Regions from separate parts of the Homo sapiens genome. Here region 2 is linked to region 1. Evidence: read pairs that join two places in POLR2A ChIA-PET (ENCODE). Cell type or tissue: PC-3. All regions are shown on one strand. Each heading gives the region's core, and the rest is flanking DNA. Links, peaks and the distances in the headings are about the cores only. Region 1 holds the start of LOC105370567 (a long non-coding RNA gene). Region 2 overlaps PROX2 (prospero homeobox 2).

The links. ChIA-PET counts read pairs that join two places held together with the same protein. Peaks named below come from ENCODE experiments on the same cell type or tissue, not always from the same donor. Only the 100,000 strongest peaks of a DNase experiment are listed, where the experiment ranks them.
Region 2: POLR2A ChIA-PET joins it to region 1 with 9 read pairs; 2 of 35 experiments call an interaction of 5 or more read pairs at or near these places.

Annotation. Positions count from the first base shown.
Region 1 is chr14:74,652,842-74,668,874 of GRCh38, forward strand. AREL1 (apoptosis resistant E3 ubiquitin protein ligase 1) reads right to left here. Exons shown (of 20, transcript NM_001039479.2): 16 at 14,624-14,753; 17 at 14,478-14,536; 18 at 11,995-12,084; 19 at 11,058-11,233; 20 at 8,415-10,981. The coding sequence ends at 10,879. LOC105370567 (a long non-coding RNA gene) reads right to left here and starts at 4,683. Exons shown (of 2, transcript XR_007064268.1): 1 at 4,213-4,683; 2 at 1-657. It also overlaps the pseudogene LOC100419503. In PC-3, for the core only: no CTCF peak of the experiment used is centred there; no DNase peak of the experiment used is centred there; H3K27ac peaks cover 1,293 bases.
Region 2 is chr14:74,852,549-74,868,581 of GRCh38, forward strand. It overlaps PROX2 (prospero homeobox 2), which reads right to left. Exons shown (of 6, transcript NM_001243007.2): 3 at 9,982-11,460; 4 at 5,859-5,966; 5 at 4,253-4,447; 6 at 485-2,754. The coding sequence starts at 11,286. The coding sequence ends at 2,584. LOC124903348 (a long non-coding RNA gene) reads left to right here and starts at 5,958. Exons shown (of 2, transcript XR_007064269.1): 1 at 5,958-6,218; 2 at 6,285-6,887. RefSeq lists an enhancer at 2,133-3,332. In PC-3, for the core only: a CTCF peak has its summit at 8,553 (motif pointing right); a DNase peak (open chromatin) is centred at 8,573.

The DNA of each region.
Region 1 (16,033 bases), core at 4,954-7,453:
GGACAAAGAAGTGCCGGCCAGACTGGCTCCCTGGGGTCCCAGAAGTCACAGACCTACACAATGTCTCCCTGGGTTAGAGGATGAACAGAACACTAGCAACTCTCTTACCAGTGTTCTCCAGACTTGTCTGTCCTGCCCCTAACTCCACCTCCTTTGGGCTTGTGTGAGAAAACGTGTCAGAGCCAATTTGACACCTACATCCATCCACTGGACATGTAATCCTGCGCAACTTACTTCTCTGTACTTCAGTTTCCTCATCTGTAAAATGGGAATAATGATTGTCTTCAGCTTATAGAATGATGTGAATATTAAATGAATTAACACAGACAAAGTGCTTAGAATAGGGCCTGGCACAGAGTAAGCATGTATTAGATGTTGGCTGCTATTATTATTATTATTACAAGAGTTCTGAGATTACTCCCTTAGGCCCCAGTATTTTCCTCTGGGGTGTTTTTTGTCACTTTCTGTCACTTAAAATGGATTGAGATTTTAGGGCAAACACTGGAGAAGCTTCTCAATTCCTCCTAATGGGCCTGCTGAGGGTGCCGTGGCTGACTGTGGGCACCGGCTTGCTGCTCCTCTCCTGGCCGCCTCCAGTTCCAGGCTGCTTTTGCTGCTCTGCCTCACTGGTCTGTTCGGAGTATCCACAGCTGCTAGCTGGAGAAGCGGTGTTAATACCTCATTAGCACCTTCGGCTGCTCCTTGTGGGCACTAATCACTTCAGTTTGCTGCCTCTGGAGTGACTCTGTGCTGCCTTTGAAAAGCAGGCCATGTGATGGCGCAGAGACTTCTCCAGCTGGTCCCAATTCCCTCCCTCAGATTGTTACTTTTACCCAGGAAGTGAAACAACTTACTGTTTACATTTTGTATACACACACACACACAAATATAAAATTTTTTAATAGATCAAATCCTTACTCCTTCATCAGGACCTGAAACTAAACCTGTAAGCAGCTTCTTCCAGAGCCTTCCTCTTCTTCCCCAGTCCACACCTGCAGACCTGCCCCTCACCCGTGCCACCCGCGGTTTGTACAGGAATCAGACAAGAAGGCAAGGGCCCGAATTGGAAGCAGATGTTTGGGACGATGAGTGAGGTTGGGGTGGAGACAATAGGAAGGACGTAGACCCTGCTAGAGCTGCTTGTTGCTCTGACATACCGCCAAGGCTCAGAAAAATAGAGTGACTGTTCCTGGTTAAATACCCAGCTGTTACTCGTGCCAAACTTTCCTGGGCCTCAATCCTCAGAGTCTCTGGCTCTGCTTCCAAAGTTCTCCATATCCTCATGCCAACCACTATCTTGGCCCCTTCTTCCCACCATGCCAAGCCCCCAAGACCAGCCATACCCCTAAAAGTCAGGACTGGAGTTTTACTCACCCCGCCCCACAAAGCTAACCCACGATGCCATTTTTTTGAAGCCTAAACTCAAGATATGGTCTGACAAAAGAGGTTTTGCTGATTCTGGGTGTGAGAGTCTACTGGAAGACATGGCTTGGACGCCAAGACCACAGAGTTTTCAAGGTTTAGAGGGATGATAGGTCAGAATTGTTAAACCAGACCACTGCGGAGTATGCAGATGGGTGGCTGTTGACTGCACCCACTTTAGAACATCTCCAGAGCTGCACATGAGCCTGCCAGGAGCCAACAGCACATTTGTCTACCCTGACTGTGACATAAAATGCTAGATCTATAGGAGAACACCCAAGTTTAATTCCATTGTTTTGATTTTTCAAGGAGACACAAGTTGGCATCATCATGAACAAGGTTTCAGAGAAATCCCATTGGAAAGAGAGGCTAAATAACTGGTTTTCTAAAGGCGATGGCCTGACCCAACCCCTATCCAGAGCTGTGATCCCAGTCAGAAGCTTAGGACATCAACTTTAAGATCTGCCCAATCCCCAGGAGGAATAGATGTCAGCTGCTGTATACGACAGAGAGATAACCAGGGACTCTAGTTTCCTGGTTTAATATTAAGGGAAATTCCACTGAAGCTCAGTGTTTCCACCCATAGTGGTCACAACCAACCAATTTCATGGGTGTTCATAAAATTGATTTGCCTTTTCACGCCTCTGAGTTTATTGGAAATGGTATTCCTTTGACTTTCCTCTGCCACACTGATTATAACCATAGCACAAACCCTTTGATTGCTATTAGTGTTGGAGATACCTCCCTCTCCCCATCCACTCAAGATTCTAATTTCATTCACTGAGCTGCAGGCTATTGGCCAGTTCCCTATTGCCAAAGTCAACACTTCCGGTCTGCTTTGTCTGGGAGAGCAGATTAAAGGGAGAGTGGGCCCTAAGATTACCGAGTCCCCTTTCCCAGGCTGTCCCAGGACCTGCCCAAGTGATGGCCTATTTATGGCACAATAATGCGCTTGCTCCTTGGGTCTCTTGGTTTGGAATCTATCTTTACAAGGGTTCTTTCTTCTCTGAAAATCAACAGGGAGAGAGTAACTTCCCTCTCTGTAGGAAGCTAGACTAATTTCACTTGTAGCAACAGCAACTCTATAATATAGAAAGTCTCCAAATACATAAAGAAATGCTCCCCACCAAGTAAACAGGAGAAACTATTGAAGGGGGGGACAGTGGTGATGGGTTTGGGTGCCCAAGCTTCAGGAGAAGGAAACTCTAAGGAAAATAGATTGTTTATATCTGTCTCCCAAGATTGTAAGCTTCTCAGAGGCCAGGATCACATTCTACCTTGTGTGTCCCTAGCTCCCCGCACAGTGCTTGATACATAGGAAACGTCTGCTGAAATGCAGAGCTGCACAGAACTCAAGAAAAAAAAAGGGAGGCTACAAACCCAGGGATGGAACAGAAATACCTGACTGGGAGGGGAGGAGGTTAGGAAATGAAATGACAACTTAGAGCAGGATTGGACGTAGGAGACCAAGCACAAAATGATGACACACACATAATCTTCCTCTTGCACAATAACACAACATTTTGTTTTCAACATAACATAAAAGCCATCAAAGGCTCTCTAGCTGGCTTGCAAATACTCTGATATCCCTGACTCTGCTAATGGGCAAACAGAGGAATGTCTTGGCAACTCCCTCAAGTGGGAGTTCTGAGGAGAGAGGAAACATTGTTGGTCTGTAGAAGAAGGGAAGATTCAGAAAAACTCCTTTATGTGCAAATCCATAATGCAGGTGAAGTGGGGGGTTGCAGAAAGAGCGACTTCACTCAAGAGAGTTACAGAAACCCCCTCACCCTGGAAAAGATACTATGCTTATGGTTTCAACAGAATAGTTTCATAGTATCTTCACAGTCTTGTTTAGGGTGTGTGTTGTCTCCCTTTAACTCTGGCATTCTTGAAAATGTTTGCTTCCTCAGTGAGATATCCACCAGGAATTTGGCCTTTGCCAAATGGTGCTATTTCATATGAGCAGAGTTTAGAGACAAAAGATTTATTCCAATAAGTCTTTTTCTGCAGACTTAATTACCAGAGATAAACATCAGGGTATTATGTAACATATCTGACCTCATTATTTCATTTGATACCTATTGAGTTTCCACCAAAGCAAGGATACTAAAATTTCAGGGCCTTTTTCCTCAGTTATATCCTCAAGGGTGTCTTGTATTCTTTATATAGAATTCACTTAAACTTGGAAGTCACTTTGCTCATTAGTTGGTAGTCTAAGGAACTTTCTACATGCAAAAGATTCTAAAGCCATTACTAATAGCTGTATCTCTTAAAATCTCTCTACCCTGCATGAGTAGGGCCTTTTCCCATAAATCCCAAATCCCCAAGTGACTGATAGGTAAGCCAAGGTATAAAGTGTTAATCTGTCACACACAGCATCACCAAGTGAACAAGGCAGAGTCAGCGAGCACAGTGGCCCAGTGCCTGGGCTGTTTCTTAGTCTAAACTAATCTGCTAGAGACAAACCAGAAATGTGGAGTTTGGGCTTCGACACGAAACAGACCCATGTTCAAATACAGCTCTACCACTTGCCAGCTAAGAAACCTTGGCAGTTACTTATCCTCTGTGTGCCTCAACTGTGTTTTGTGTAAAATGGAGAAAACAAGACATACCTTGCAGGGTTGTTGTGAATGAGACAATAAATACTAAAGCTCCTAGCATATGGGAAGAGCTAAAAAAAAAAAAAAAAAATGGTAGCTATTATCATGATTCAGTAATCAGGTGAATTAAAGGAAGTCAAGGTTCCTACCACATGACATAGGATTGAGATACAGCTCCCTCAAATACCTCTTCCGTCCTTACAGGATCATGCAAAGGAGGAAGTCTCTTCTGACTTGGTGTCTTCTTCATGAATGTTTGGGCCAGGTGTCTTGAGTACTCATTCTCTCTGGCCTGCCTGGACACGGCAAGGTGAAAAACAGAGTCACCACCCCCTGGGAATTTCCACACCAGTCATCGACTCTAGCATTCTCAACTGCCCCCAGACCCATACAGCCTCCTGCTACAGAAACTACCAGGGCCCTAAGTCACAGTCAGCATGGTAACACACATACTATATATAGGAAAACTTTTTTCCCAAGAACTCTTAAGTTATTAGTCGATTTTCTTAATTGGTTAATAGCATCATTTTGCAGGTCAGGAAACTGATACTGAAAGAAGGTTGTCTTGCCCAAAGTTGAACCACGGGAGTTAAAAATAAAAATATGAACATTTGGCTGGGCCCCATGGCTCATGCTTGTGATCCCAGCACTTTGGGAGGCCGAGGCAGGCGGAATACCTGAGGTCAGGAGTTCAAGACCAGTCTGGCCAACATGGTGAAACCCCGTCTCTACTAAAAACACAAAAATTAGCCAGACATGGTGGCACACACCTGTTATTCGGGAGGCTGAGGCAGGAGAATAGCTTGAACCTGGGAGGTGAAGGTTACGGTGAGCTCTGAGATCATCCCACTGCACTCGAGCCTGGGTGACCAAGTGAGACTCTGTCTCAAAAAAAACAAACAACAAAACAAAAAAACAAAAAAAATTCAAGCCCATCAATTCATGGTTTTCTATCCTTTGAGGGTCCCATTTTGCAAACTTGATGCAAACGTGTCCAACGGTACCTTCTTCGAGAAAACACCCAGTGACACGAGATGCCTATCCTGCAAGGAGTGCTGGAGGCCCAGGGCCCCTAGAGTCAGAAACATAGGATACAAGTAAATTCCTGTCAACAGGATGGACCATCTGGTAGAGGACATAATGAGGTTTATAAAGAAGCCTCCTCTCCTACCTCCAAGACTGACTTCTTCCTAGAGTCATACCTAAAAGATGAACTCCTAAAACCTCACTTGGAAATTTGCCTGGTTTGCCAGGTGAACCTGGTCTCAGGCATTCACAGCCATCACAGACTACAAAAGCCATGGTGGCCTGCTTATTATTGGGTATTCCAGGGAAATAGCAACACAGGCCTCATCTGGATAAACTATCCATCATCTCCCTGAAGGGAGGCTACAAGGGGAACTAGATGGGGAGTCCCACTCTGTTCTTGCAAGGTGACTGGATGCTATGATTCTGTGCTGGTGTGTCTGATCCCTATCCCTAGAGGTACCAACATTGCCACTATCCCATGGTTAAGAAGCTGCTGCTGGCTAGTATTGACAAGTCAGGGCTATATCGACAGCCTGAACAACTGTGCTAAAGCCACCTCTGATACCATATTGAAAAACCTACAGGTATCATTCCTTGACTTCTGGAAAGAGACTGTGTTCTCCACATCTCCTTCCAGGAATTAACTGCCCATCTTATAGAGACCACACCTGAATTCACTCCAGAGAACCAGGTCCCTGCTGTGGCTATCATAAAATGTCCTTATATGAGCAAAATTAAAGCAAACTAAATCCGGGAGGGGAAAAAAGGGATATTTATAACAAGGTATATCTGAACTCTAGGCAGCACCACTCTATTGGATACAAACCAAGGTCAACATGACCTGCAGATCTCTAAATCCACCCTCCTGTACTCCAAATAAAAGCTAAAAAACAAAAACAAAAAAAACTAAGCTCACCAATAACTTTGGGATAGCTGTTAGGTGGTGTGCAGACTCAGTATTCTGAGTTAGAAATACTAGCCTATTCCACAATTTTTGAGACATTTTAGTGCTGAGTCATTTTTAATACTACTACACATACATGATACTCAAGAATTTCCTGCTGACCAGCCTACAAAAACTGCTTAGGGTTTAGGGTATAAAAACAAAGGAGATCCAATTTGGAGTATCTGGAGGAAAAATCTTTACAGAAATAAGATACTTTATAGTCTTAGAATAATTAATCAGATTCAGCATCAGGAATCCAGACTAGATTCTCACAGGGCAATTATGGCCTCAGAAGACTTTTCAAACCAATTATGAGGTCTAGAAATTACTATGGAGAAACTGACCTTGGTTAGCTTCTTATCATGACACACGTGGGCTCTTTTTGCCCCTCTCCACTTTTTTTTTTTTTTTTTTTTTGAGACACAGTCTTGCTCTGTCGTCCAAGCTAGAGTGCAGTGGCGCGATCTCGGCTCACTGAAAGCTCCACCTCCTGGGTTCACGCCATTCTCCTGCCTCAGCCTCCCGAGTAGCTGGGACTACAGATGCCCGCCACCACGCCCATTTAATTTTTTGTATTTTTAGTACAGATGGGGTTTCACCGTGTTACCCAGGATGGTCTTGATCTCCTGACCTCATCATCCGCCCGCCTCGGCCTCCCAAAGTGCTGGGATTACAGGCGTGAGCCACCGCACCCAGCCGCCCCTCCCCACTATTAACGTGAGGACAGGCTGTTTGAAAAGGGGCCTGGTGAAATAATGATCATAAGTCAGGACAGTAGTTACCTTTAGTGGGATGGGACGAGAGTGTGCTCTGCAGTGCTGCAATGTTTTATTTCTTGACCTGGATGGTGGCTATTTGTGCATTTCCTATTACTCATAAGTTACACATGTTAATACCTTTTTTATACATACTGTGTCTCAAAATAAAAGAAAAAAGGAATTTTAGTATCCTGTAATACTTTTACTATTCCACATTATCTGGAACTGGTTTATTATGCTTGAAGGTCTATGTGAAGCCAGAGTAGAGGGAAGGAGCCCTTAGGGTTCAAGCCACTTGCTGGAGAACCTCGCTGTGGTCCTGACAGCGAAAACTGGGGCTGGAGAGAGGTTTCAAAGCTCTATCTACAATAGCTCAGAGGCAATAGTATACAAGAAGCTGAAGCTAGTATTTATGGAGTCATAAGAATGACTTGATAGGCTAAAATCACTCATTGGATCAATGTTCATAGTGACCTATTCAAAGCCACAACAGCAAGTGTATAAGATACAAATAACCTTAAAATGTACAGTTAGAAGGACAGAATTTTAAGACCTTTTTTGTTTTTAAGAGACAGTGTCTTAGCCAGGCACGGTGGCTCATGCTAATCCCAGCACTTTTAGAGGTGGGTGGATCACTTGAGCCCAGGAGTTCAAGATCAGCCTGGGAAACATGCCAAAACCCCACCTTTTCAAAAAAAAAGAGAAAGAGAGACAGTGTCTCGCTCTGTCACCCAGGCTAGAGCACAGTGACACAGGCATAGCTCACTGCAGCCTCGAACTCCTGGGTTCAAGTGACCCTCCTGCCTTGCAGTGTTCCAAAGTACTGGGATTATACATATGAGTCACTGTGCCTGGCCCTTTAAGATATCTCATATCACTCAGGAGCTTGATGAGGTAAGAGGAGAATGCACTGTTTGGGGTGGGGGCAAGGATCTGTTTTGTTTTGTTTTTAAATTCAAAAGGGAATTTTTTTAACATTTTCCAGATTGGGAACCAATATACAAGACATCATAATTACTTTCCCAAGAAAGTCAGGGTCCTTAATACTACTCCTTCTAGGCCCAAATCAGAGGTCTGTTTTTTTTCTTCTCTTCCAAGCTTACCTTTGTAAGCTGAAAAGAATCGGTAAGACTTGCCGCCAACAAACTTCTTAGGAGCAGTATTTTTGTTTGCCACTCCCAAACCCCTTGTGGGTGAGGGAGATGTTGGGAGACAAATGTGTGCTTAAATATGAAAATCAAAAGGCTATTTATCAAAGTGTTAACGGTGATTACCTCTGGATAGCAACTTACCTATTTCCCTTGTTCTTTTTCTTATTTCCAAATTTTCTATATTGAATTTCTAGGTAGTAAAACAACAATGAATTATTGTTTAAAGACTGATTAACCGGTTCCTTCTTCAGAAACTGAGCATAAACACTTGTCCTCGTCTCCCCATGGCTGAGACAGTGGCCCTGCCTGGCACCATGGACAGCAATCAGGGAAGGGTGAAAGGGCAAGAGTGGGACAGGCCAGGACTCCAGGTGTACACTCTACCCCGAGCCGACCACTTCAGGAGGAATTCCTGGGGAAATGCAAAATCATTTCCAAATCTTTTCCTTCCCCACCTTCCAGTCAAGCCATGAATCTCCATTTAAAGCAGCCACTCACTCCTTAGTTCTTTTAAACATTTATTTATCTACTGTACAAAATATTTACATCATCAGCTGCAACTGCCTGGCCCTTTCACCTGGCCTGACGAATCTGCAGCAGGGCTTGGTCTCTGCCAATTTTCCAGAAACATGCTGACACTCTCCTAGGTATTCACTCATGTCTGGTCTCCTTCAAAGACGCTAAAAGGCCAGAAGGGTAGCTGGCCCCCCAAGTACCTGGGTCACAAGGACATAAATAAAAGAACTGGCCAAAATAAGAAACACTAATAGAAAATTGCCCAAGAAATAACACTCTCTCATCTCTTTGACATATTGTACCTTTTCCCCACACTGGCTAGTATGAAAGCAGGATTAGAAAAAAAAAAAACAAAACAGTAAAAGAAAAGGCCCAAGAGAGCAAAGATACTTTTGAATAGAGTTCAGACAGAGAATAGAAAACCACAATAGTGCCAAAGGGTTTTGTTTAACAAAGACTGGTGCCTAAGGACCACCACAGGGATGCAGCTTCCCTGGTTGGGTTGCAATGGTGCCTAAGATGCTCTGAAAAAGTGCTATGACTAGAGCTTAAAATGACAGGTCTAGCCAAGACAATCAACTCAATCTCCAGGATCAGTCTCTGGAAGGCTGCCGGAGGGGAGAATTCAGAAAAGCGACTGCCAAAAACAGCAGAACCAGTCCACGTGCCCCCAGCTGGAAACCCCTTTCTGGGCCCAAGGGGCAGCATTATGTTTCCCAGGGTGGTGATAAACCTTCCGGTACATATCCCATGGGAAAACATTTGGGCAAGCAGCAGCACCTTGTCCTGGTCCCTGAGGAGAGCAGTGACCATGTGGCATGGAGGATCCTGGGGTATAGAGACCCTGATGCTGGATCCCGGACCCCAAGGATGAGTGAGGTCAGCACCCATGTGCCAAGAAAGGACAAATGATGACTGCGAAAGACTGAGGTCAGGCAGGAACTGTAGCAGCTCAGGAGGGCTTGTTCCTCATGATCCCTGCGAACAGGAGGGCTCAGACATGCTTCCAGGAGGCCAAGGCATTGCCAAAGTCCTGCCTTGTTTCAGGACTCTGTGTACTTGCTGGTTTTGGCAATAAAGATGGCTTGTAATATTCTCAGAGTTGACTGCCCCATTGGGAATGGTAGCTTGCAGCAAAGCCTTCTTAAAAACACAAATTTGGGAAGTCAATGAGATTTTGAATCTTGAAATTATTTTCAATCAAACAGTAATGAAAAAGGATGTTGTCATCTTCCAAGATACAGCAGCAGGTACTCTTCAATCATCATTCAACAGTGAACCTAATAAGCTTCCTCCCTCCTTAGTTCTCCTTCCTGATAACTGATGGAGCAAAGGGGAGTACAGGGGTTGGCAGGTGTTTACTGTGTAACATATCACCTCCATGTTCATCCCTAGTGTCCTGACGCCAAGGACCTGTGATAAGCACGTAAACTCCTAGTCCCTGTTCCTTTGTCTTAGTGCTGCCAGAGAACACCAAGCAGAGAGAGAATCAGGGATTGCTGGCATACTATTCTTACTGTTCTAATCTTTTGCTACAAAATTTTCTTCAGTAGAATGCTAAAGGATCCCCAGCTTTTAGCAGACTACATAATGGGGAAGTCAGTGGCCCAAGCCGGCCATACTTCAGTGCCAATAACAAACTCAGGGAAAAGCATCAGTAGTCTCCAAGCCAGCCATATGCCTAGGCATGCCCCACTCTGGAGGCTACAGCTCAGCTATCCTTCATATTCTTCAGTCTATCTGCTTTTCTCACTGGCTACAATTCAAGAAAAAGCTTACAGAGTTCTTCTTTGTGGATTAATAATCATTTCCAGAAATGCCCGAAGGGAAAGTGCTTTTTCCAGTTCTGACACCACAAAAAAATATTCTTTTTAGCAGTCCTTAGAGGCAGTCCAGTGCCATGGCCTATGCCTACCATTGTGCAGCGGGACTGCTCCTATGGGCCACCTCCTATCTGTCCCCCTCTCTCCTGGCTCCTGATGAGAAGAGGCAATCACCCCACCCATGAGAAGGACTCAAGTACCAGTCTGGTCAAGTAGTGAGGGCCAAAGAGGGTGTCTCCAAGGAGTATCAGCAGAGGGAGTTTTGGAGCACAGTGTGGATTTAAGGGTCTCCACACCAGTTTCCCAACAGGGCTGAGCCCCGTGTGCCATCTCCCTCAGCTACTGAGATCTTCAAAGGACCAAATAAATGATAGCAGCATGGTCCTCTTCTCATGACAGAATGAAGAGCTCAGCTTACATACCATGCCAAAGTGGCCTGTGGTAGATATGGGCAGGGAGCAGGTGAGGTAAAGACAAGGCTTGTAGGTGACAAAATCCTCCAGACACAGGGGAGCATGCGGCATCTTCTGGCTGATGGTTATGTGTGTTAGGATCAGTGGTTATGATGTCTGTAACTTGCGCCCAGAAGCTCCAGAGAGCATGGGAGCCAACTGGATGACAGGAGAGTGGTCAGAGCATGCCAAAGCCCTCGCAACCCTCGCTGATGGCCAGCTGCAGCATCCTGTGCACCTCTTCATAGGAGTCATATGTAGGGAGGCACAGCTGGTTAAAACTGGAAGGGCAAGGGAGAAGTGATTAACTCATACCACCAAAAACACTGGGCATGCATCAGGCGGGCAGATACCTACCATGTGTGTGCAGTAGGCAGCGTGCTATGGGTCGGAGCGGCAATAATCTGAAATGAGGGACAGAGGGCGGCAAAGCCTCCAGGTGGTAGCTGAGAGGAGCCTGTTGTGAACTGAAGTAGCCGAGCCAACTCCTCCTGGGTCAGACTGGAAACCACAGTCCAAAACCACCTCATGACCTGGCAGGGAGAGCACAAGGCTGGGATCACACACAGTAAACAAGCTAGGATTAGATCCCTGGGGAAGGAACAAGATACACTAAAGTGGGGCTGTGCCCCAGTTACCGTTCTATGAGGACACAGGGTAGGAACAGTTTGACAAGCACTTCAAGAATTTACACTGTCACATGATTAGGAGGGTAGTCACTGACTGTTGGTTCTCTTTCTTCGCCATCTCCAATTTACTACTCCTGTGGCAGTCAGCATGACAGCCCTTAGGGATCAGGGCTCCCTTCTGCCTGGACAACCACCTATCTTTCCCCATGCATCATTTTTTTTTCCCAGAAAACATATCAACTGCTTTGACTCCCCTACTTTTTTCTTCTTTTCCTTTCTTTTTTTTTTTTTTTTTTTTTTTGAGAAAGAGTCTCGCTCTGTCACCCAGGCTGCAGTGCAGTGGCGTGATCTCAGCTCACTCCACCTCCTGGGTTCAAGCGATTCTCCTGCCTCAGCCTCTCGAGTAGCTGGGACTACAGGCATGTGCCACCACACCCAGCTAATTTTTTTTTTTTTTTTTTTGTATTGTTAGTAGAGTCGGGCTTTCACCATGTGGCCAGGCTGGTCTCAAAACTCCTGACTTTGTGATCCGCCTGCCTCAGCCTCCCAAAGTGCTGGGATTACAGGCATGAGCCACTGCGCCCGGCCTCCTCTACTTTTTTCTTCTGAAACTTTTTCCTTATAACATGGCACAAATCCAACTGAAAGAAGTTTGGTCCATTTACCTTTTCTCTGAAATGCCATGAGCCACCAACAACTACTGCATGGGCTTTGAAGTCAGACACACTGATGTCTCCAGTCCCACACATCAGCAGCTGGAAAAAGATGGTAAGGTGTTACTATGACAGTCAGAGAGACAAAGACCCAATATAAGGTCAAAATTACCTAAGTTAACAGGCAAAATGTAGAAGAAAACATTACCAGGAAAAAGACAGAAGGTGAGGTCATAATGCCAGAATACTGCTTTAGGAAAATCAATTACATACAACAGGGCAATAGTTGCTAACCAGTGGGTAAAAAAAAGATTCACATGGCTTTTAAAATATATATTTATACAAGTGTTGGTGGCCCTACCTGGGACCTCTAAATCTGAATCTCTCGGAACAGGTTATGAGCTTATACAGGAAGAAAAAAAATTGCTCAGGTATTTCTTTCTTTTCTTTTTTTTTTTTTTTTTGAGACGGAGTCTCACTGTCTCGGCTCACTGCAACCTCCACCTCTCCACCTTGCATGCTCAAGTGATTCTCCTGCCTCGGCCTCCTGAGTAGCTGGGATTACAGGCGAGGTATTTCTGATGAACACCCTAAGAACTGCTACTATGGATTATTTTTAAATGAAACAAAGGACAAAACACACACACACAAACTGTTTCCTGACAGTCTGCTCTAAACTTAGCCTGGGAATATCAAGGAGAAAAGGCAAGCTGTTTCCCCAAAATCCCCAGGCCCATTTATGAATTTGTCAATGACCTTTCCTTTTTCTTAGGATGCATTCTTTTGTGGATTGAACTTTTACTACCTTCCCTTCAGCTTCTGCCTCTACTTGATCAGATACATTTAAAAGTATGCCAAAAAATGAGAACATTAATGACATCAGAGCCTTAAACATCTTGTTAATGTCCTAATTTGGTTCAGGATCCAGCATGTTACTTAGCAGACTGCAAGTACTCATCCAATAGCTATAAAGAATAATACATTCTAACCAGAGACAAGAAGAGCCCAAACTGAGCCTGAGAAGCCTTGGCTCCTTCAAAAAGAACTTGCTAAGCTGACCAGGAACTAAGAGCAGGATGTGGAACAACTGTAAGAGACCATGTCCTTCCTTTCTACTTACTTCTACAAATTGTTACAAATGCTTTGCTTCAAAATGTAACAAAATTTACCAGTAGTTATTCCTCAGCCCAAAAAATAACAGTGCTAGGTAACAGGTTTATCAGAAACTTTAGGCTGAGCTGTGGAGAGTTCATTTTGTTTGGATTTCACATCTGAAGATATAAAACATGAAAATTACAGAAGATTTTGATTCTTGTTCTCAAATCTACTTCAGTTAATAGAAATAAGAATTGGGCAAGACCACCTAAAATTACTTTTTCCCCCATTTTAAAAGAAAACCTTCCTCCCTAAAGAAACGTTTGCAGAAAGACACTCCTCATAGAAACTACGGGAATTTATAACTAGTAACTTGCACTGCACCATTTTGTACTGATGTCTCATCTGTGAGCAACAGGCCACAACAAATTGATGTTATTCTTTGCCCACACCTGATACGGACTTCAGTTCTGCATAGAATGGTATTTACCATCTTAGAGCCATTTTTTAGTTGTTACAGGATCTGAAATAAGAATGAATTTACTATATAAATAAAAATATATACTATATACTGTTTTGGTCTAATGCTTTTGAAATATGATCTCATCTTTTGGTTTGTTTCCTTCACTTCATTAGAATGTAGCCCATGAGGGCTGGAACTTTGTCTTATTCGTTACTCTCTCTGCAGTGCCTCAGGAGGCACTCAATATATACCTGAAAAAATAAATTCTATTACTCCCTTAAATGTCATAGGATTTTATAGACGGTACATGATATTAACATTCTTTACTACTCATTGATTTTTTTTTTTTTTTTTTTGAGACAGAGTCTTACTCTGTTGCCCAGGCTGGAATGCAGTGGTGCGATCTCGGATCACTGCAACTTCCGCCTCCGGGGTTCAAGTAATTCTCATGCCTCAGCTTCCCAAGTAGCTGGGATTACAAGCGTGCATCACCACACCCAGCTAATTTTTGTATTTTCAGTAGAGACGGGGTTTCACCATGTTGGCCAGGCTGGTCTCGAACTCCTGACCTCAGGTGATCCACCCACCTCAACTTCCCAAAGTGCTGGGATTACAGAAGTGAGCCACCATGCCCGGCCTCAGTGATACTTGATGAATAAATGAGTATTAATTATTACTCTTCATAAATAATGAGCTACTTGCTACTTTCATTTATTTATCCCTTAAGCTAATATCTCTGCACTCTTTGCTACTAATTTTCACATTCTAATTTTTTAAAGGCTGAAGGGTCAATGAATGGAGGAGCGACAAAAGTGAAACCACCTCTTGCATAAATGGCTTTCCAGCTGCATCTCATAAGAGAAGGTACACCAAGCTGGTTCCTGTAAGCTACAAAAATGCCAAGTTAAGAATGGGAGTCTGAATTGCAATCACTTACCTCAAGCTCATTCTCATCAAAAATAGCCAAAAGGTTCTCAGGGACCAATTCATTCAGGCCTGAAACAAAGTAGGCAAGTTAAAGTCATACCCACACCATGGATACAGGTATTTTAACTTCAAGGCCAAGAACAGACAGGATCCCACCTTTTAGGAAATGTTCCACCTCCTCTTTCACTTGACTGGCCAGCCGATATTGGGCCAGCAAATTTAAATAGAAGATTTTATTCGCATTGGTGACTGGAGTTTGAGCTCCACCTGTCATGAGTTCTACAACCTGTAACAGGCAGCAAAAGACAGACAAGGGAGAGGCTGTGGATGGAAATTTATGAGATGACATCTGCCTGGATGTTTTATAGACACAGATTACTGACCTCCATCACTGTCAGTCACAAGTTTCTGCTGTGCATTCAGCTTTTCAACACACTTGGTTTAATTTAGTTCCTAAGCTTCAGGGTTCCTACCACTATTGCTGTATACTAGCTATTATTTCTGAAATGGGTGCCTGGGTAAGGTCTTCTCTGACTCAGTCAAGTAGTAGTGATGCAATAGGAAGATACTATGGCTCCTCGCTAGCAATGTTTTAATCTATGATCCAAAATGAAACCACTATTGACCTCTTCTCTAAGCAACTAAGAGTAAAATCAGATAAGCAGTAAGGAAGTCTTTTTATGTCTCAGAAATTCCAAGATGGGAACAATTGTTCCCACACATTCTTTTATCTCTAATGTGAGTCAACAGAACAAGCCACAGTTTGATACTTGAAGATCCTGGATTCTAATCTCAGCCCTGATGCTAGCTTGCTACAGACCTTTGGTTAATTGCCCCTCCAGACCTTAGGGGAAATTATTTGGCCTGAACTTTCCTCTCTGCAAAGAAAAAGGTGAACAAACTGTATGACTCTCAAACAGAATTGGTATCCCCCAATAAACTCCTAAGGGAACTTTGAAGGAGCCCTGAAGCACAGCTTAAAACCATCATCCAGGAATATTTGTGTAGAGTGACCAAGGTTGTCTCCACAGGTGAATGAAGTTACAAGATCAGATTTTAAGACAACAGCATGGTAGCAATAGCATGCTACTCCACAGCAGGGATTCTCAATGGATCTAAAAATGTAAAACATTTTTTCTGTTGGTATGCACAATCCTGGATTTTTTTTTTAATGTAAGCATTTCTATCTAGGAGACTGAGAAATAAATTATTAAGATTTAGTATTCATATTAAACACAATTAAAATGAGCACTACCCTGGGTCTGAGGACCCTAATTCAGTGTCCTATTGACTCTAGCTGCCTTACCATGCCAGCTCAGGAAGTTGGGTCTAATCCCATGTGTACAAAGGCAGACAGCTGGGAATCCCATAATTTCCAGAAAGGATATCTGATTATCAGTATAGTGGTACCAATGGTCACAATTTTTCAATCATTCCTATTCTGCTTTTAACTTTAAATTTACTGCAACTTTAGCGTCATCATTATCATTTGATGCTGTTTAACACCACAATGTAAATAGAAGCACATGCATCGGAAATATCTCTGGGCCATCATTTTCTAATAAA
Region 2 (16,033 bases), core at 7,580-10,079, 200 kb after region 1:
TGTCTAATCTAGGAGAGAGTAGCACCCAAGGCCGGGCACAGTGGCTCATGCCTATAATTCTAGCACTTTGGGAGGCTGAGGTGGGAGAATTGCTTGAGCCCAGCAGTTCGAGACCAGCCTGGGCAACATAGTGAGAACCCCATTGCTACAGAAAAATTTTAAAAACTTAGCTGGGCATGGTGACATGTGCCTGTAGTCCTAGCTACTCGAGAGGCAGAGGTGGGAGTATCACTTGAACCTGGGAGATCAAGGCTACTGTGATCGTGGCACTGTGCTCCAGCCTGAGTGAGAGAGTGAGACCCTGTCTCAAAAAAATAAAAGAATAGTGCCCTCATATACCTTAGTGGAAAAAATGACCAGATCTTTGGCAAAGTATGATTGCTAAAATAATAACCCACTCAGCTTACACTCCATGTGTTTCCAACAGAGAGGGATACGCACTTGATAGAAACAGAAAATTATAATCAAATAGAATTCTTCTGTTGGCAGAGCATACATATTTATACATTCTTCTGTGTTTAGCTCAGTGGTTAGAGAACACTTCCTGGAAAGACTGCAGTACACAAATGTTTTCAATTTGAGCTTGTACATTTCATCTCATTGGTCCCTGAGACAAGGTTCACTGCCCTGGAGGTGACTTGGCTCAGTCTTTAAACACACACTAATGAATTTCAGGTTTGGGACAGAAGAAGGGCTGCTCTCTATTGGACAGTCATGTGAACTTGTTTCCCCTGTATGTCTAACTTAGGTATGTAATGTCACTCTGGATAGAGGGTTCTTCTACTATGTCCGGACACAGAAAACTGATTGCCCTTGCTCAGAGCACTCCATGCTTGCCTGTGTTTAAAACTTAGGTTTGGCAGATTCCTTCATTTTTGTGAAAATAGGGCAAAGATCTTCTGAGTGCAATTGGATGTACTGGAGGGCACTTAACCTTTAGCCTGTAAAGATGGGTTTGGGCTAAGTCTGTTTTGTTTTTCCTTTCAGCTGTTTGAAGAGAAAATTCAAAGGAAAATTCATCTTTCATACTTTTTATGCTGATAGTTCTAGTAATAGTTTAGGGATTTTATCTCATCTGCTCCAGCAACACCCCACCAGAAAAATTATGGAAGTTGAGTAGCCGAATATGAAACTTGTTTTATATAGACAGGAAAGAAGCTAATGAACTCACAGACACCCCTTATCAGGACTACAAAGCCCGAGCTGTGTATTACCCCCACCCCACCCCACCCGGCGTACCTTTGGCAGTGCTTACAAAGACTTGATCCTGACTAGCTTAGAAGACAGATGCAGTTACTCAGCTTTGTACATGCCTTGCCTATATACTCAAGAGTGGGTCACAATTGTGCTGGGCCAGCAGCAGGGGGAAATGTTGATTTCATGAATTCCTTCATCAGTGGAAGGTCAGCCATGGACTGTAATTTTGTTATGGAGTGGGAGAATTTCCATTTCTGTGTGATGCTGCATTTGTCCCAGTTATGCCATTTATCATCTGCAAGGCTGTGCACAGCCTGTGCAAGCCTCCTGTCTGGACTGCGGTTCTTCCTTCCCAATTTAAGCAGCATGGGCCAGATGATCTCCTAAGGCCCTTTCTACCTTTCACAGTCTGAAGTTCAGCTTCTTCTGCATATATGAGGTTGGGGCACCAATTGCAATGGTCAGCTGGAGACTATTTGCATTATCCAGCTGATAAACTCTTCCAGCAGACAAATGTGAATAAACAGCAACACTCAAGTCCTGCATAAAGTTTGTCTTGAGTTTGCTGAAATGATCAGCAGAAATCTTGGGCGGTGAAGTGCTCCTAAGTGCTGGGCAGGAGTTGTCAGGTGACGGTGCCCTGTCAGCGCTGGATGCTTACTAGGGGTGGGGTCCTGCTTGAGATCCTGAGTTAGCTGCAGGAGATGGGTCCAGCATGCAGTTGGGCATCAGAAAGTCTTGGTTCCTCCAGGCTCCTGACTGTCCCTATCAACCCAGATGTCCTAGCCTCATAGGCTTTGGCGAGTTACCTTGCAGTTCTAAAGCTTCTGTTTGGTCATCTTTTAAATGATGATAATAACTACTTTTCAGGGTGAAAAGCTTAAAGTATGTGAAAGTATCTAGCAAATAGATGGCGCTTTATAATTAGGTGACTAAAAACAGCAATTTGTAAAAACCCCAAATAAGATAACCTTATCTGAAAGAGGGGCTCAAAAAACTGACATTTGTGTGTGAATGACATTGCATAGGACATACTGTCCTTTAATCCTTAACAACCTCATTTTACAGATACAGAGATACCAGGAAGTTCCCAGGGTCACAACACCTGGAAACAATGGAGTTGAGCTTCAAGTCTTCTGATTGGAAACTTGTGTTCCTTTTACAATATACTACCAATACACCAATATAGTTAGTACATTTTATAGTTAAATTTCTGATGATTCTGGAAAGGGAAATAAATGATCAAAATGGTAATAGTACCTGTTTTGATAGAGGAGATTTCCTTGTGCCCTTTTTATATGACTACAGCTAAATTGCCCTTTAAGACAAACCCAGGAAACCCTAGCCAGTCACTCCTCACGTTGTGGGATCTTAACCCCGAAACAGCTACTGGGGATAGCTGGAAGATTTGAATATCTCTGGGATGTCACTGTCCAGTTTCGAAATAATTTTATAAATGGGTTTCTTCCAGGAAGGATCTGAGTCTCTCCCTGCGGAGACAGCCCTGAAGAACTCCTGTAACGTCAAGCTGGCAATTTCCAAGAAGCAATCTGGAACCTGCATTTCCAAAGAGACCCACAAGAAAGAAAAGACGTGAGGTTGGGAAGCACTGGTGCCAGAGCCCTCACTAGCGGGTGCTGCCTGTTTCTTGGGTAGTGGGCTAGGAGCATCCCTGCTCTAGTGGCCCCTGATTCTGCAACCCTAGGACTCCTCTGCTTCCTCATCAGACACAAACCTTGATAAGACAGCTCCAGTGAGAAAGCCCTGGGAGAAGGTGAATTAAGGACACTTCCTTTGTAGGAGGAGCTGATCTCGCTAATGGGCGACTTTTTAACTAAGCAGGTCAGAAAATCTTACTGAAAGTAAATCTGTGGCTCAAAGAGACTTCGGTATTCTTTTCCCTAGTACTAACTGTGGAAAGGAGTGCCCCCAAGCTTCTGACTGTCATACCTCATTCCACTGCCTTTTAGGGCTGGGTCTGAAGAGCTTACACTCCTGCTTTCAGAGCTGGTTGACGGGGGTGCTGTTCTAGAATCCTAACCCAGACTGGCACCATGAATGATGGGTTGCCCCACTGCCAAGCTCCAGACCCAGCTTGGCTTGGGGCTTGCTGCCACTGCAGGTCAAATGACCACCCTATGTGGAAAGATGCAGCAGTGCTGCCTGTCCCATACTGGCCGTGACCCCTTGAGCCTCAGAAAGGGAGACATGGACAATTTTCCCCACAGGTAGTCTTAGCTTTCCAAACATACTCTGACTCACCAGTCAACCAGTGGATGACCACAGTTCTTGTATTTTTTGGAGGTATCAATAAACCACTCTTTGTGATCACAGTCAAGGGAGAAGTCAAGAAGAGGGAAGTGTAATCTGTGACCAGATATACCCGGCACCTGCAGAATCAGATGCCAGCCTAACAGCTGTCAGCTGTGCATGAGGCAACATGCATCTCTTGATTAGGAATGTGCGCCAGTGACACCTAGGCTCACCTTTCACTGACGCTTTACCTCTGAGGTGCCACCAGTGTGCCTTCATAGGGATCCCCGAGGGACTGAGCTTGAGTGTTGTTTATTGTTATTTCCAGAAAGGATTTGAGGTGACTTGCTATGGAAGGCCCACTGATACATTTTCAAGGGAAAATACAGATAAGAATCAAATCATGAAAAGCATAGAAATTGTTGAGAAAACCTAGGCCAAGACTAGGTGCCACAACTGAGCTCAGCATTCAGTCCTGAGCCTCCTGGCACTAAGGCAAAAAGGTCAGGAAGTTATGTAACTTGATAATGACAGGGTATTCAGTCTAAGATGGTGTAACACCTGGCAGCCCTCTCACTAAGCTTCAGAATGAAGACTGGCTGTTGACTCAGTTTGCTGCTTCCACCTGTTGCCCAAGTGAAGATGTTGAGGCTGTAATCTTTGTGGATGATACAGAGATTGGCCCAGGCTGCCCTGGCTCTCAGTAACTTAAGGAGACACAGAAGAGGGATCTTTCCTAAAACTCGAATCATATAGGGAAGACACTCATCAGATCTCATGGGAACCCAGTACATGGTCTTACCTCAAAGTCATTTCCCTTGTTGTAGTGCATATTGAGAGCTTGAAAAAGTTCTGAATTGCGGAGAACCACCAGCATTTTGGGATTTGTGACACCATCTGAAATTGCTTGCCGGGCAGATTTTTCCATTTGGATGTAATAAAACTCACGAAAGTTGCTGAACCACTTGATCATCTGGGAGGTAATGCAGCGGTTGAACTGTACAAACAAGAGGTCCATCCAGTCAGACATTTGCCACGAGGTGCTCAGAATTAGAACTGTCTGCTTCCAGCTCAGTATAGGGGTTCATATACGGCTTTAACCAGCATTAACAGGGGCTTCCTTTAAAAAAAGAAGCGAAGCCACCGCTATTTTCCAAGCCTATTTAGTTATACTCAGAAAAATCTAAATTAGCTACAGTGCCCATTAGAACATAACTTTTTTTTGATATGCTAGATTTATGGGGGTTGTTTTACCCATGAAAAGCTTTTTGTGGTGTTTGAGTGGGACTTAGGGGTCACGACCAGTGTGGTGCCAGATTTTGCTGCACCCAGGTGGACTGCATGGCAGGCCTGGGGCCTTCCACTTGGATAAAGGGCCAAGGGAAGGGCAAGATGTAGGTCAGGGAGCAGTTTATTAGCAACTTTGAATTGTGGAATGAATTGAAATCAAAATCAGAGGTTGCTTCAGGGATCAACCAACCAACTGAATATGAGGGAAAGAAAAGCTTGAATGATGTAGACCAAAAGTATTAACAGCCCCTAACCCAACACCCAAAGTAAAAGAGGCCCTCAGAAACCTTTTATGGGAACAGGGGAGGTCTGGTCCCAACAATTAGTTTGATTTTCCTTATTGTCACACTTCATCTGTATGTACTTTCACTCAGTTTTGAACTATAGCAATTTGAACATAAATTTGACAGTGTCTGACACTCTGTCTCTCTCTCCCTCTCTATATATATTTTTTGTTGTTTGTTTGTTTGTTTTTGTGTGTTTTTTTTTTTTTGAGATGTAGTCTCGCTTTGTCGCCCAGGCTGGAGTGCAGTGGCGTGATCTCTGTTCACTGCAACATCCACCTCCTGGGTTCAAGTGATTCTCCTGCCTCAGCCTCCGAGTAGCTGGGATTACAGGCGCACGCCACCACGCCAGCTAGTTTTTGTATTTTTAGTAGACATGGGGTTTTACCATGTTGGTCAGGCTGGTCTCGAACTCCTGACCTCAGGTCATCTGCCCACCTCGGCCTCCCAAAGTGCTGGGATTAGAGGCATGAGCCACTGTGCCTGGCCTATATTTTATTTTTCATAGTGTCCCCAGCCAAGGCAGAAAACTAGCCAAAAAGGCCACTAACTAGTGTTTCTGTTTCCCTCTACTTTTCCTGCCCATGTGTTTCTGTTTTGGGGATTATCTACAGCTCAGTAGCTTAAGAATTTAGACAGCCAGCCTTTCTAGCCTAAAGTTATTCACGGTTATTTGGGTAGAGTCTCAGCCCAGAACTGGACATTGCTTCCATCAGCAACACTAAGGGGAGCTTGAAGTGCACATATGATGACCTAGGACTTGCCTCACACCAGGCAAAACACACTGCCTCTTGGGAGTTCTGCAGAAGCTGCCATTTAGTTGAGTGACTTTACCTGAACATCAGGAAAATAAACCTTCAGGAGGTTGGAGCTGGGATATCGTGTGAAGAAAAACATTAGTTTGGCCTTCTTCAAGTGACCAGGGTTTAGACCCTCCTGGATTTATCTCAGTGTCAAGGAAAATGAACACTTTAAAATGCCAGTTTATCAATTAACTAGTGAATTCCTTGTTCCTGTGGTTTCTATTTGATTTCATTTTGTTTTTCTGATTGGAATTGTGTATTTGCTCCATTTTTCTGTCTCTGGAAACTCTGGTCAAATAAGCTGGATGACATATGTGCACAGTTAAGTCACAGAATGTAAAAATCATCTCGATGTGGAAAAGTTATGTAGCATAGATGATGTCAAATACAGGTTGGTGTATTTTGTGTGTGTGTGTGTGTGTGTGTGTGTGTGTGGTGTCTTAGATGTCAAATACAGGTTGGTGTATTGTGTGTGTGTGTGTGTGTGTGTGTGTGTGTGTGTGTGTGTGTGGTGTCCAAGTGGGATGGGAAGAGATGGCAATTCTATCCCAGATAAACCATTTCAAAACCCCAAGCAGAGATTTACTTCCCCTCTCTGCCTCAGTTTCCTCAGCTGTAAAACGAGAAGAGTAAACTAGGTGGTCCCCATTCTGGCTGTCACTCTTATCATTGCCTTCACAGTGTTGCCTTTATAACCAGCAAACATCTAAGCAGGCTGAATACCAGCTCATATTTTGCTCTTGCTCAAGAAGCTTGAATGGTTGGGTGGTACCCACTCTCCATTTGCCTGGCAGAACTATCCCTCATCTTTCAGGTCTCAGCTCAGAAGCTCCCACCTCTGTTAAACCCTTCCTTGCCAAATTAGGCCTTCCTTACCCTGGGCTATGAAGACTCTTTGTACAAACTGTTGCAGCGATGACCTTATTGGAATTTTTACTGTATGTTTGTCTCGTCTAGACTGTGAGCTCCTTGAGAGTGAGGACCTTATCTTTTCATCTTTGTGCCTAGCCCAGTGCTAGGAACATAGCAGGTGCTCAATAAATATTTGTTGTGTGAAGGAGTAAGTGAGTGAACGGTCAACCTTAATCCATACACATATATGGAAATTAGATTCCAAACTATACCTCACTCTGGGAACAGACAGATTCCTTCCCCTTTAACAAGAGTCGGAGAATTGTGATGTGACTGCCTAGCACTAGGGCAGGACGGAAATGAAAAAAAGATTTACACAAATACGCTTTGCATTTTTAGGGACAGTCCTTAGGCTGGGTGAGAAGCATTACACAGAGTAACCTGGGATCTCAGATCCGAGAGCTGTAGCTTAAGACAGTGAAGACTTCCACATAGGATGAATCTGTTTAACCAAAAGAAACCAGACCAACTGACTATGGTTATAGGTGGCCCAGGCACCTAGTTGCTGCACAGGAGATCCCTCCCTGCTGCCCCATCAGCCCCTACTTACCCTTCCTACAGATCCACAAATGCTGTGGAGAGAATCCTGGATTGGGATTCCAAAGACCCAGTTTCAGACACTGATTTTGCCATCTATTAGCTGTGTGACCTTGGGCAAGCCACTTAACTGCTCTGAGCCTCATTGCTAAGATGTGGAGTATAGTGGTTAAAGCTTGTACTTGGCCATCAGATCCCGGGTTTAAATCCTGGTTGCTCATTAGTGTGTCTTGGGACTTTGGACGAGTTAGCTCCCTTCTCTGTCTCTGCTTCTCGGATACCCGATCTTAGAGTGGATGCTTGAGAACGGTGAGATAATACAGGTCTAAACCCGTTATCTGAAATGCTGAGCCAAATGGAGTTTGGATTTCAGAATTTGTTAGCTTATAAAGATAATACGATGTGTGTACCACACATTAATTAACATCCACAGCTGAGACAGTGTATAATCCAATACATTAACATTTCTGCAGCAGAACGTATGACTATACTAAGTGGGATAAAATCTATTAATAGCCTCCAATCAGTGCAAGCCAGGTTTTGCTACCAAAAAAAAAAGATTGCATCATTCTTAGGGGGGGAAAATCATAGGGCCTGTCAAAGCTTTATGGGTTTCAGAATTGTAGCTAAGTGGTGGTGGGCACATATGTGTGAAGTGCTGGTAGCAATGCCTGCCACCGAGAAGGTGTTCTGTCAATGCTCCCCTCGTGATCTTCACATCTGCCCTACCTATGTCACAGGATGTCATGTGAATGTGAACGTTCTTTTTATGCTGTAAAGCAGCTTGCTCTCAGGTGGCTTTCATGGCCCACAGGAATAAATCTCTTGGAATATAGGCAGCAGGAATGAGGGAAGAGTTGAGGGGCCAGGGTGCTGCTAGGGGGTCCCAAGTCATTCCAAAGATAGTCAAGTACTTCACCCATGCAGCCAGTCCTGGCTTAGGTATTTCTTAGGATAGGCCCCAAACCTCCAGAAGCTCTCTGAGCCCAATCCCCAATTTAGGGGGCAGGAACAGGCACATGTAGGTGCTCAACAAATAGCAAATTCTGGGAGACTGAGGTGTTTTTGCAGCTGTCTGAATTTAATGGAGAGTCAACTAGTGGTTATCAAAGGCCCAGACAGGTAGCCTTTCTTATAAAGAAAATCTGTCTATGGTGGAATCTCTGCCTCCAAGAGTGGTGGCAAGTGAAGTGTTCTCAGCATTGGTTTTACAGTTGCTCGCTAACTTCCAGGAAAGCTTTGGGGTGTTTCCAACACTTTTGACCGGCAGGGGGCGCTCATGGCATTTAGGACACAAAGGCAGGTTCTGGCATGGTAATGAGCTGGTCCCACCCCATCCTGCTGCCCTCACAGTAGTTGCCAGGCAAAGGACACGACTGTTCCCACCTGGATATGCAACTCCATAGACTCATCAGCTTCTGGAGATTCCCCTCAAAGCTGCACACAAGAAGCAGCAGCGTGAGCACAGCTAGCTTAAAAAGCAACATCCAAAATATATTCTCAAGAACTTAAGTTCTGCAAGATGCTTGTTAGAAGTGGTCATATGGGTTTGGGGCTGTGTACATTCTCCTCTTAGAGCTTCCATTTACTCATGTTAAAGGCTCTGAGAATTCCTGCAGAAAAGAAACTATCTCAGTATTTCCCCAAGGTACTTTTTCTTCTAACTCAACAATTATTAATATCCCGAGGGTTACTCTGGGAAATACATTAAGAGAGTAGTGTCTACTTAAGGGTTGCAAAGATGATGCAATAAGATCCAGAGCCCTGCAGATCAGCCTGGGCCACTCAGGCCTCCTCATGGGGAGCCTCCTCTCCCTTCATATGCCCAGCCCCTAGTCTCCAGGCACTCCATTGCACCTTGGAAGTTGTTCCTTAAACTGGAGACCTCTGGCCGTTTCCAGCCACCTCTCTGGGTTTAATCCCCGAGGAAAACTCCTTTTCCATTTGGCCCAGAAGTTTCTTGTTCCTCATCTGCTCCCCAGGAATTATCTACACAATATAGGATTTTTGCTTGTAGAGCTATGGGGTTGGGGAGGCCATACCTTAGATGACGTCATTCCTTTGACCCTCTCCTCCTAAGTTTATGGGTGGCTGACAACCAAATTATGGATTCTTTCTTCCTTAGGGTATTCATTGTATTTCAGAAGCCTATTTGAGTCTCAAAACAAAACCCTTTTAGACCCAAAGGAATAAGTCAAGTGGCAGAACCCGATGGGTCATAGAAGAAGCTAAGTGAACCTTCCCAGGTCCTTAAATTCCAGAATGTGGTCACCACTATAAGCTGAAGGCCCAGAGCAACATTAAGAAGACCCTGAGTGATCTGTCCCCAGCTCCTCTTCAACTTTTAGTTTTCTTGTTTCTCTGCACAGTGTCAATGGTATTTTAAATTATTTATTGAAACATTGTCTCTCTCTGTTGCCCAGCTGGAGTGCAGTGGTGCAATCATAGCTCACTGTAACCTCGAACTCCCGGGCTCAAGCAATCCTCCTGCCTCAGCCTCCTGAGTAGGACTACAGGCATGGGCCATCATGTGCAGATAATTTTTTATTTTTAGAGATGGGGTCTAGCTATGTTGTGCAGGCTAGTCTTGAACACCTGTCCTCAAGTAATCCTCCCACCTTGGCCTCCCAAAGCACTGGGATTACAAGCATGAGCCACACTGCACCTGGCCAACAATGAGAACTTCAATTGCTATTAAAGGATATGTGGACCAAAGAGAAAGGCAGTGCCTCCATGACAGCATGCAGGCCTCTCTGTTCCATCTTCACCGAGGGAAGAAGGGGTAGACTTTCCAGATGGGCAGAGGTGAAAGGCAAGGGACACTGCTGCTGGCTCAGGACCAATGGTTGCGGCTTAGTAGTTCTCCAAGGTCGTAGGGCAGGCTCTGAGGAGGGGTGCCTCTGGGAAGATGAGTCCTGGGGAGGACTGCTACTCCAATGGCCATTGTTGTATCTATGACCCAGTAGCTGGCTAAGAATCTGATTTTCCTGGATGTGGGAAGGTGCAGTCAAGGGAAAGTTTGCTGGGGGATCCTGACAGGGTTTGGGGGTCATTCTTGGAGGGATAGGGTACCTAGGAGAATCTAGACGCTTGGCCAGTGATAAATTTCCTACTGGGACCCCAGCTTGTAGCTGGACCCTCCTGGGCAAGGCAGCCAAAGCAAGTGGATCTTTACAGGCCCCTCCCACAGGAGGTGAGGGCTCGCTTCTACCCTCTGCCACCTGCCCCTGGAAGCTTCTGCCCAGCTGAGTCAGGTGGCCTGGTGGATCCAATAGTACCTTTTGTAATACCGAGTCCACAGCCTGGGACACTGCCCTGGTCAGCTCTTTCCTCAGAATCTCTAGTGAAGCTGGTGCTCCAGAAGGAAGGAAACTGGGCTTCTCAGACTCTTGGTGTTTTTCTGCCCCAGAGAGGTCCTTGCTGGTACCTTGCTGGTGGTCACCGTCCACAACCCAGGGGCGAGGCCCACAGCCATTCCCCTGCTTTGCACTCAGAGGGCCTTTCCCCGTGCCACAGCCTCCTGGCCCCTGAGCTGTGTCCCTGGGCTTGGCAGCCTGTAGGATGTGCTCTTGCAGATGTCTTAGCTGTTGCTTCAGCAGATGAAGTTGTTCTCTCACACGAGGGCCCCCCTTCCTGTTGCCCTGGTCCCAGGCAGGGGCTGGCATCAGGAGGCCTTGCGGTGTGGGAAGGTTCTGCTTCCTCTTCCTCTCTCGGGCCTTCTTTGGGCAGCGTGGGCTGACCCCAGCTTGCGCATTGCCTGGCACCAGAGGATTCGGGGAGAGACACATGCCTCGGACAATGGTCTCCACTCTGGCCCTCTTTGCCTGGATGTGCTCATCACCAAACCATTCGGGGTCTGTAGGGCTGGAGCTGGGGACCTGACTCCAGGGAAACGGGGAGTCTCTATCCAGCTCTGGAGGGGATGAGCTTCTCTCGCCTTCCGTACAAGCTTCTGCTAGGTGGGAGCAGATCTGGGGCTGAGGAGAAAGCAAGATGGAGTTTGGATCCATCCCAGGCACTTGTTCAGGGCTTCAGGAATTCCTCCTCCTTATTTCCTCAGCTGGAAGTGCACCCAGAATGCGCTGGGCTTCCTCCTCTGCACTTAGAAGGGTAAAGAGCCACTGTCACTGAGGAAGGATTCAGATTCTGGGATGCCAGGGCTCATGAACCTCCTGGGCAGACTCCTGAAATTAGAGACAGGAAGAAAAGAGTACGTGTGACTTTGAACAGTCCTTTTAAAATGTGAATGTGCAAACATTCAACGCGGTCTCGTTAAAGTGTAGATTTCAATTCAGTAGATGTGGGGTGGGGCAGAGATTCTCCATTTTAAGCCAGCTCCCAGGTAATGCTGATGCTGCTGGTCTCAGAACCCCACTTTGAGGAGACTCCGAGAGTGATCTTACAGGGAGAAAAATCTTCTCCTGCTTGGGCATAACAATAAAATAATAATAATAATAATAATATCGTAGTGGCAGCCGCCTGAACAACTGGCATTATGCCAAGAACTCTACATCCATTAATTTAATTAATGTGTCATAACAGCTCCATGAGAATGTGGTCATGCCTATTGTCTACAGATAAGAAAACAAGATCAGAGAAGAAGCTACTTCCCTATGGTCATGCAGCTCGTAAGTGACAGACTGGGGTCAAACCAAGCGTTGTCTGATTCGGAGTGACTTTTCTAGTGACTAAGGGCAACAGAATCACCCAAGGCACTTCTAGAAATAGCAAATTCGGCAGGGTGCGGTGGCTCACGCCTGTAATCCCAGCACTTTGGGAGGCCGAGGCAGGCGGATCACCTGAGGTTGGGAGTTGGAGACCAGCCTAACCAACATGGAGAAACCCTGTCTCTACCAAAAGTACAAAATTAGCTGGGCGTGATGGCGGGCGCCTGTTAATCCCAGCTACTTGGGAGGCTGAGGCAGGAAAATCACTTGATCCTGCGAGGTGGAGGTTGCCATGAGCCAAGATTGCCCCGTTGCACTCCAGCCTGGGTGACAGAGCGAGACTCCATCTCAAAAAAAAAAAGCAAATTCAGGCCGGGCAAGGTAGCTCACACCTGTAATCCCAGCACTTTGGGAGGCCAGGGCGAGTGGATCACCTGAGGTCAAGAGTTTGAGACCAGCCTGGCCAACATGGTGAAACCCCATCTCTACTAAAAATAAAAAAAATTAGCTGAGTGTGGTAGCATGCGCCTGTAATCCCAGCTACTTGGGAGGCTGGGGCAGGAGAATCACTTGAACCCAGGAGGCGGAGGTTGCAGTGAGCCGAGATTGTTCCATTGCACTCCAGCCTGGGCGACAGAGTGAAACTCTGTCTTAAGAAAAAAAAGAAAAAGAAAAAAAAAAAAACACTGCCGTCCTAACTCTTGGAAAAATCAGATTACGCATTCACTGTTCAACTATTTATTGAACAACTATTTATTGAGCACCTGCTGTGTGTCGGGCCTTCTTCTGGGCTCATGGAGTGAGCAAGATCAGCATAGTCTGCCCTCCTGGAACAGGCAGTCTAGCAGGGAAAGCAGAGAATAAACAAACAAATATATTTTCAGTGTGTGATACCTGCTGTGAAGAGAAAGCACAACAAAGGGTTGGAAACTGGAGAGAGCGGTTGGGGAGAAGGAGGGAGCTATTTCAGGAAAGACTGCCTAAAGCTGTTTTATTCCCACAAAGCATCAAAGTACACTATACTCCAACCACGTCACTTGCTTTCTAACTAATAATAATCATTGAACTGGGCCGGGCGCGGTGGCTCACGCCTGTAATCCCAGCACTTTGGGAGGCTGAGGCGGGTGGATCACAGGTCACCATCCTGGCTAACATTCATGAAACCCCGTCTCTACTAAAAATACAAAAAATTAGCCAGGCGTGGTGGCGGGCGCCTATAGTCCCAGCTACTCGGGAGGCTGAGGCAGGAGAATGGCATGAATCTGGGGGGCAGAGGTTGCAGTGAGCCGAGATCACACCACTGCCCTCCAGCCTGGGCAACAGAGCGAGACTCTGTCTAAAAAAAATCATAATCATAGTAATTAAACTGGCAGAACTGATATTTTAACCAACAGGGACACTACAACGATACCCTGGATATGTTAAATTTGATATAAGTACTAGACAGACATCTAAATGTCAAGATGTCAAGAAAGCAATTGGAGACTGGGTGCAGTGGCTCATGCCTGTAATCCCAGCACTTTGGGAGGCAGAGGCGGGTGGATCACGAGGTCAGGAGTTCAAGACCAGACTGGCCAACATAGTGAAACCTTGTCTCTACTTTAAAAAATACAAAAATTAGCCGAGTGTGGTGGCGGGCACCTGTAGTCCCAGCTACTTGGGAGGCTGAGGCAGGAGAATTGTTTGAATCCAGGAGGTGGAGGTTGCAGTGAGCCAAGATCACACCACTGCACTCCAGCCTGGGTGACACAGCAAGACTCCGTCTCGAAAAACAAAAAACAAAAAACCAGAAAGCAATTGTAGAAATAAGCCTGGGGTTCAGTCAGGGAGATCTGGGCTAGAAATGTAAAATTGAGGGTGGTCAGCATGTGGCTGGATGAGGTCACGAAGGGAGTAAATGTAGACAGAGAAGGGAGGAGGGCCAAGGTCCAAGTCCTGGGACACAGGGACATGAAGAGGCTGGGGGCATGAGCTGGCATCAACCAAGGCAACTGAGAAGGAGCAGTCAGAGAGGCAGGGGGAAACCTAGGGGTGTGCGAGGTCCTGGCAACCAAGTGAAGTAAATGTTTCTAGGAGGAGGGAGAGGCCAAGTCACAAAGGGATAGTAAATTGGCCATTTGAATTAGTAATGTGGAGTCACTGGGAATCTTGATCAACAGTTTTGGTGGAGTACAGGGAGAAAAAAGCCTGATTGACGTGGATTTAAGGGAGAGGACAAGAAGAGGAGTAGGTGACATTGAATCTGACAACTCTTTCAAGGAGTTTTGTAAAGAGGACAGAAATGAGACAGTGCTGAAAGAGAAAATGGGGTCAAGAGAGAGTTTTTCAAGATAGGCAGAATAACAGCATATTTGTAGGCTGATAACAATGTTGCTGCAGAAAGATGAAATATGTTAATGTAGGCAAGAGGGGGAGAATTTCTGGAGCCATGTGCTTGAGTAGGAAGGAGGGGAAGAGATCTAGTGCACACAAGGAGGGATTGACTTTAGACAGGGGAATGCTCAGTTCATCCATGCAGCAAAAGGAAGAGCAGTGGAGGCACACCAGTACAGGCAGGTGGATAAATGTGATGGGAACTGGTGGAAATTTTCTTTTGATTGTTTCCATTTTCCCCATGACATTGCCACTGGTATTAATCTTCTAAAATGTAGCTAGCTCTGCTTATGCCCCTCTATGGAATCAAAGTCTTTGCTAGCTTCCTGTGGACTAGAAGGTTCAGATGTCTCAGCTCTTCACAAACATGGTCTCGATCTAACTCCTTTGGAGCCACTACCCTCAACAATTGCCTGTGTCCAGCTGTCCTGGACTTTGTGTTCACTGAACAGGCCAGGCTCCTTCCAGCCTCCGTGTCTTTGCATTTACATTCTCTTGGCCCGACCAGCCCTTCTCCCACTTTTCCACGGACAAACTCTTATTCCTCTTTCAAAATCCAACTGAAATGTCACTTCCTCTCTGAAGTGATCAATGCATCTTCCCCTTTGGTCTGTGAGCTCCCTCTTTGTGTTCCCAAGTAGTGCCTGACTGCCAGATGTTACCAGATGTTTGCTAACTCCATTGAATAAATTGTCCATAAATACTTCATTTATATTGATTTTTGTCTCCTCAATAGACAATACTTTATTTCAGATCTCTCTAGCACCTAGCATGGAGGCTTGTGCATGGAACAAAATCAATGCAGACAGAAAGACAGACGGGTAGATAGAGTCATTGAGGAGAAGAGCATAGAACCACTAAAGCTGCTGAATCTCCCTTGTGGGTTATTCAAGGTATTGTTTCTGAGGTTCCGTGTAGTCTGTGTGCTCCAGAAGACAGATCTACTAGGGTAACAGATGGGACCAGTGTGTTTAATGAAGCAACAATGAACAGAAATATCTTGAGGCCAGAAACTGGAAATCCAGCCAGACTCCACTGTGGCTGGGTACCCAGAGATGTTTACGCCCATGCAATCATGGAAACTCTGCCTCTGGGCTGCTGAGAAACAGGAAACCTCTGTGCTGAGGCCGGCGTGCTGCCCACAGCCCTTTATCTGGGTAAGTCTGCATGAAGCAGTGATGCTTTCTGTTTGAAAATTAGCTACTAGCACTCTCATATTCACTGATGGAGGTAGCAATTGTCATAATCCTTTAAAAATAGCTTTATTGCATCTCTTAGACGATGAAAGTAATGTAGGATCATTTTACTTCCCAAATATAGAAATGTATTAAGAGGAAAAGAAAGACACTCTAATGCCACTCCCAGAGAAAATCAGTTAAAATTTTGGTGTTCATCATTTTTGCCAAGCTCTTTTCTCCATGTACAGAGAAGTTTATAATTTCTCGTAATTATATATATATATATATATATATATATATATATATATATATATATATAAACAAAAATGGTATTATAGATATATAGTTTTATGCCTCCATTTTTAAATCTTTCATGTGGATGAATATCAATCTACAGCAACGTTGTGAAAGCTGATAATATTCCATTGTATAGATGTACCCTAATTTACTTAACAAGTTCTCCTTTGATAGATTCCTTCTTATATTTTCACTATTATAGAAGCATAGACAGGCCGGGCGCGGTGGCTCACACCTGTAAT